Regions from separate parts of the Homo sapiens genome. Here region 2 is linked to region 1. A link is an interaction called in ENCODE POLR2A ChIA-PET data of the cell type or tissue named here. Cell type or tissue: CD4-positive, alpha-beta T cell. All regions are shown on one strand. Each heading gives the region's core, and the rest is flanking DNA. Links, peaks and the distances in the headings are about the cores only. Region 1 overlaps RUBCN (rubicon autophagy regulator). Region 2 overlaps FYTTD1 (forty-two-three domain containing 1).

Region 1 (2,923 bases), core at 125-2,624:
CTCAGGCAGGGAAGACTCATGTTAGAATCAATGACAGTCGTTCAGGAGTAGGAAAAAAAGGAACCTAATTACTTTTATTTCTCTAATCTTAAAAAAATTAAGTTGATACCATAATATTTGTACATATTGACAGGGCACAAGTGATATTTTGATACATGCATACAATGTGTAATGGTCAAAGCAGGGTATTTAGAATATCCATTGATTGAACATTTATCATTTCTCTGTGTTGGGAATACTTCGAATCTCTTCTAGCTATTTTGAAATACAGAATATGTCAACTACAGCCACGCTACTGTGCTACTGAACACTAGAACTCATCCCTTCTAACTGTATGGTTGAACCCACTAACCAACCTCTCTTTACGCCCCAACCCACCTCCTCCCCAGCCTCTGTAACTATCACTCTCTTCTCTACCTCCATGAGATCAACTTTTTTAGCTCCCACATATGAGTGAGAACACGGGAGCTCCTGTAATATTTGTCTTTATTTCTCTAAATCTTGATCTAATCTTACACAATTATTTCAAATTCTAATGCCCAACAATATTAAAAGTTTTAATAAAAAGTTCTGGGCCTGGCGTGGTGGCTCACTCCTGTAATTCCAACACGTTGGGAGGCCGAGGCAGGCAGATGACGAGGTCACGAGTTTGAGACCAGCCTGGCCAACATGGTGAAACCCTGTCTTTACTAAAAATACAAAAATTAGCCAGGTGTGGTGGCAGCTGCCTGTAGTCCCAGCTACTTGGGAGGCTGAGGCAGGAGAATTGCTTGAAACCGGAAGGCAGAGGTTGCAGTGAGCCGAGATTGCGCCATTGCACTCCAGCATGGGCAACAAGAGCGAAACTCCGTCTCAAAAAAAATACAAAAGTTCTGAGTTTTGTTGTTGTTTTTGTGTTTTAAAGCCATTCTGAGTAGAAAACTGCTACTTTCTTTCAATTAACCTCACCTACAGGAAACCTACTTATTTGGATCACAAAGCAAGAACAAACATCTACAGCAGTAAATCCTACTTGTACACAAAGTACCCAGAAGAGATGGCTTTCTAAAAGTTGGCTCTGCAAATTCAAAGTTCTAAAGAGACAGTAAGCTTCATACCATTCTATCCTACTTTTGCTGTCTGAATGTGTGGCAGGAGCTTAGGTATAGGTTTGAACTAAAATTCTTCATCTAACTATTCCTTTCTAAACTGTCCACTACCTCCATCAGTCACAATGGCCACTAAATCTAAATTTATCACCATAGGGAAGGATCACCAAGGACAAACTTGTGAGGAAGATTGTTGGGGTCACATGAGGAAGAATCAGTGAGTATCTGAATTGTTCCTGGCTTGTTGTTCTGGCTTAGCTCCAGTTTCTTCCAACTAGTTCTCCAGCCCCTACAGTCCTCGTAACCTTGACAGTTATCACATGATTAAGTATATACGAAAGCTGGTGCAACATTCTCACACATGCATCTACAAGCACATCCACGCTTGCAAAGTAGGCTACCTGAGAACATCGAGGCCAGTGACACTGACAGTCCGTTCTTTGATATGTGAGTCAGGTTAGATCCTTCGCTACCATCTGTGTAATAATGATGATAAAAGGGGGCCCTTAGTATTCCAGCAGGAAATAAACTAATATTCTATACCATATGTTCCTGGAATCAAAACTTGCCATTTGCTCCCAAACATGAAATGGCGTTTAGGAACTTGCATCCTTGGGTAGGTGCTCACTCTAGCTTGGAGGAGAGTTACTGCTACTTCCTACGCCAAGCCCAGCCTCAAGGACCTCCTACGACAGTGGTTCTCAGCCACGGGTGATTATGGCAATGACGGAGGCATTTCTGATTGTCTTGATACTGGGGAGGGGTTACCACTGGCATCTAGTAGGTAGAGGCTAGGAATGACACTAAACATCTTACAGTCCACAGCCCAATCCGTCACAGCAAAGAATGATCTGGCCCACGTGTTGGGAAACCCCGGCCTAAGGTCTTTTCCTTTAAGGATTTCTGTTCTGAAACGACTAGAGAATTACTGATTGAACATCTCCTCAGGGCCTACAACCGCAGCAACAGTTTCTAACAGGAGTGTGCTTTGGGCCTCTCTCTCGGCAGGCTCCTTACAGACTGCACAGCTTCCCGGATCCCTGCTTTGCTGCAGGAAACAGATGTGGTAGTCAAGTGGACGGATCTGAATTTACCTCACTATTCTCCTCCTGAAATTCTGACTGCTGATCCTGGGAGTGAGGTCAGACCCTCTTTCTTTTTTTTTAATTAGGAGATGAAGTCAATCACAGACTATGGTATAACAGTAAATAGATATTTTGTCTTTGTCTCCAGTTCCTGGTGAGAATTCCTAAAATTCTTGGAATTTCTTGAATCATTCAAGAAATTATTCAAAATACGCCCCTTTCAATCATACCTGAGTTTATGCTAATGAGGAGACTCCTGGCAGGCCCCTAGATAGACAGCTTCACAATTGGGGCAATTGGGGGCTATCGAAAGAACCAACCACGTCATTAGAGGGTTAGAGCTTTTACTCCCCCATCGCCTCCAGGGAGGGGAGAGGGATCGAAGACTCAGCCCAGTCACCAGTGGCCGATGACTTAATCGATGGTGCCTATATAATGAAACTTCAATAAAAACTTGAACAATGATGTCCAGGCTTCCTGGTTGGCGAACACATCAATGCACCTGGGAGGGTGGTGCCCCAGACACCACGGGGGCAGGACGAGTTCCTGTGCTCGTGATCTCTTCCTTAGTCCCTGTGTACTTCTTCATGTGGCTGCTCATTTGGATCCTTTACAACAGACTATAAGCATAAGCTTTCCCAAGTTCTGGGCATCATTCAAGCAAATTATCCTGCCTTGGGGAAGGGGGTCGTGGGAATCTCTGAATTTGTAGTCAGCCTACAAGCAGAAGGGCAGGTAGCTTGGTGACCT
Region 2 (2,923 bases), core at 116-2,615, 94 kb after region 1:
CTGCATTGTATACTAGATTTCATTGTTGTCTCTCATGCTTCTTGAGTTGCTTCATGGTTTATGCTCGCCATGGAAAGCTATCAGTAACAGTTTCATGCTTATACCAAAGAATTAAATCTGATCTTTAATATCTGATATTTTCCTGGTACTCGTACTGATAAGGGATTATTGGAAGTCAGTCACAGAATTTGGAAATAAATTCTAGTCTCTCCTTAGCTATTTGATGCTTTTCATATAGGCCAAGAACTCATTGCAAAACATTTTTGCAAGGATGAATGCCTGTATTTGGTCTAGGAACAGTACATTTTAGTCTGATTTAGAATTACTGGTAGCTTATTTTAAAGCAAGGAAAAGCAGCTGAGCTCAAGTTTGCTGTCTTTAGAATGGTTTGTGAAAATATGGTATAAAGGTGTTTTCATTTTCCTGTTCTTACCTATTATTGTATAGAGCTATTCATGCCATTTTTTGGGAAAACTTTAAAAATTGCCCCAAATACTGACATTGAGTGCATTAAATAACAAATTATCTTTGATACATTAAACTTTTATTCTTCATGCATCTGTAATTTAATTTTAAGTATAATGTTTTGCCTTTGGTACAACTAAATTAAAACTCTTGGTGGTCACATATTGTATATAAACAAAACAATATGCTTTGTTGAAGGAAAATTTTCTTTATTGGAATGTGGTTGTAATCCTTGTTCAGTTCTTAAGTTTCGGTTTTTTTTAAAAACAGGATGCAACTTAAACTTTTCTTTGCATCAAGGTATATGCAAAACATTGGTGCCGTGCATCACCAAATGAAAGTTTGTATTTAACGAGGAGGTGCTTTACACTGTACTTTTTGGTGTTTTTTGGAAAAGTTACATTTAGATCTATTCTGAAGCTGTTCATTTTTAACAAATAAAATGTTACAGGTTTCACATGATTTATTCTCAGCTCTAAAGATTGAGTTGTGGTTTTTAGATTGTTCTATGTTACGAAGAACTTTGTAGTGGTTATCTATATTTGTAGTTTTTAGGGTGTGAAACCTTATCTACTAGCAAAATTGGTAAATCACTGTAGACTCTTCTATTAGCATCCCTCTCTCTTTTGATGATTTCATTTGTAGCTCCAACAAATGAATCTAAAAAGAAGAATCCAGGCTGGGCACGGTGGCTCATGCCTGTAATCCCAGAACTTGGGGAGGCCAAGGCGGGCGGATCATGAGGCCAGGAGCAAGACCAGCCTGGCTAACATAGGGAGACTCTATCTTTACTAAAAATACAGACATTAGCTGGTGTGGTGACATGTGCCTGTGGTCCCAGCTACTTGGGAGGCTGAGGCGGGAGAATTGCTTGAATCCAGGAAGCAGAGATTGCAGTGAGCCGAGACCACGCCATTGCACTCCAGCCTGGGTGACAGAGTGACACTCTGTCTTAAAAAAACAAAAAAAAAGAATCCAGTATACTTTGCAATGCAGAATATTGGGTTAGATGAGCCTTTAGAGACTAATCCAGTTTAACCCCTCCTTTTTACACCTTAGTAAAGTGAGTCCTAGTGTTTTCAAGACTTGCATGTGGCAGAGTTATTTTTTGAGCTCAGATCTTCTAATTCTTAATTGATAATAAACTGCTTTGGTGAATTAACACCCACAGAAAATAGTGGAATGGTGTGTGGTTTTCAAATACCTAAGAATTGGTAATAGCCATGCTTTAGCATTTTTAGCATGGTAAGTAAATCTATTCTACCAGTGATGGTTATACTTTATTACTTTGCTATTTGGGTTAGGTAGACCTGTTAGAAAAGTCCAGTGTTCCTAATCAGATATGCATTTTTTAAAAACAGGCATAAACTCTTCACCACAATTTTAATTACAGTCATCCCTCAGTATACACGGAGGATTGGTTCCAGGACCCTTGTATATACCCAACCCTGCGCAATACTGAAGTCCCACATCTGTGTAAACGAAAAGTTGGCCCACTGTGTACATGGATTTTCCATTCCAAGATGTTTTTTTGGTTCAAAACAATTTGCTTATAAGTAGACCCAGGTAATTCAAAGCCATGTTGTTGAAGGGCCAACTGTTTAAGCCAATCGTAAAATACTGTGTCTGAGGAAACAGGCCTCATTGCTCAGCAGTGAGTTTTTATTAGACTAGGTATGTATATCATTATTAATATTTTACTGTAAATAGCTTTGTAATTCACACAAAGTATACGGGCCCAGCAGGCCTCATTGCTCAGCAGTGAGTTTTTATTAGACTAGGTATGTATATCATTATTAATATTTTACTGTAAATAGCTTTGTAATTCACACAAAGTATACGGGCCCAGAATAATTTTTGTTGATTTATTTTTACTATAAGGAGATAAGAGAAAAAATAGCTCACTTGGCAGCACAGAAAATGAATACCATATTGGCAATATTAAAGCAGAAAATAATTCATTTCTGATCAGTAGTGCTTTCAGTTTTCATCAGAATTATTATTATTATTATTATTTTGCCACTGTGAAAAAGCAGTTAAGCATGTAAAACTTCCCTTTAGAGAGGGTTCTTTTTGGATAGATCAATTTGGAACTAGCTTCTTTTTTTTTTTTTTAAATGATACTTCAGTAAACACAGCATTTACAACAAGAATTGTGGACTATGGTGGACCATTAATAGGGATTTAAAGATTTACTTAGAAATTGTAGACTTCTAATATCTTTTATTTCCCTTCTCACCACAGTTTATTTTCTTTTTTCTTTTTCTTTTTTTTTTTTTCTTTTTTTTCTTTTTTTGAGATGGAGTTTCACTCTTGTTGCCCAGGTTGGAGTGCAATGGTGCGATCTCGGCTCACCCCAACCTCCGCCTCCCGGGTTCAAGCAATTCTCCTGCCTCAGCCTCCCAAGTGGCTGGGATTACAGGTGCCCACCACCATGCCCAGTTAATTTTGCATTTTT

What was found. ChIA-PET counts read pairs that join two places held together with the same protein. Peaks named below come from ENCODE experiments on the same cell type or tissue, not always from the same donor. Only the 100,000 strongest peaks of a DNase experiment are listed, where the experiment ranks them.
Region 2: POLR2A ChIA-PET joins it to region 1 with 6 read pairs; 3 of 35 experiments call an interaction of 5 or more read pairs at or near these places.

Annotation. Positions count from the first base shown.
Region 1 is chr3:197,689,585-197,692,507 of GRCh38, forward strand. All of the region lies in intron 11 of RUBCN (rubicon autophagy regulator), which reads right to left. Among named protein-coding and RNA genes, the nearest start is that of MIR922, 16 kb to the left of the region's middle. In CD4-positive, alpha-beta T cell, for the core only: no CTCF peak of the experiment used is centred there; no DNase peak of the experiment used is centred there.
Region 2 is chr3:197,783,372-197,786,294 of GRCh38, forward strand. It overlaps FYTTD1 (forty-two-three domain containing 1), which reads left to right. Exons shown (of 9, transcript NM_032288.7): 9 at 1-2,923. Among named protein-coding and RNA genes, the nearest start is that of LRCH3, 6.4 kb to the right of the region's middle. In CD4-positive, alpha-beta T cell, for the core only: no CTCF peak of the experiment used is centred there; no DNase peak of the experiment used is centred there; H3K27ac peaks cover 508 bases.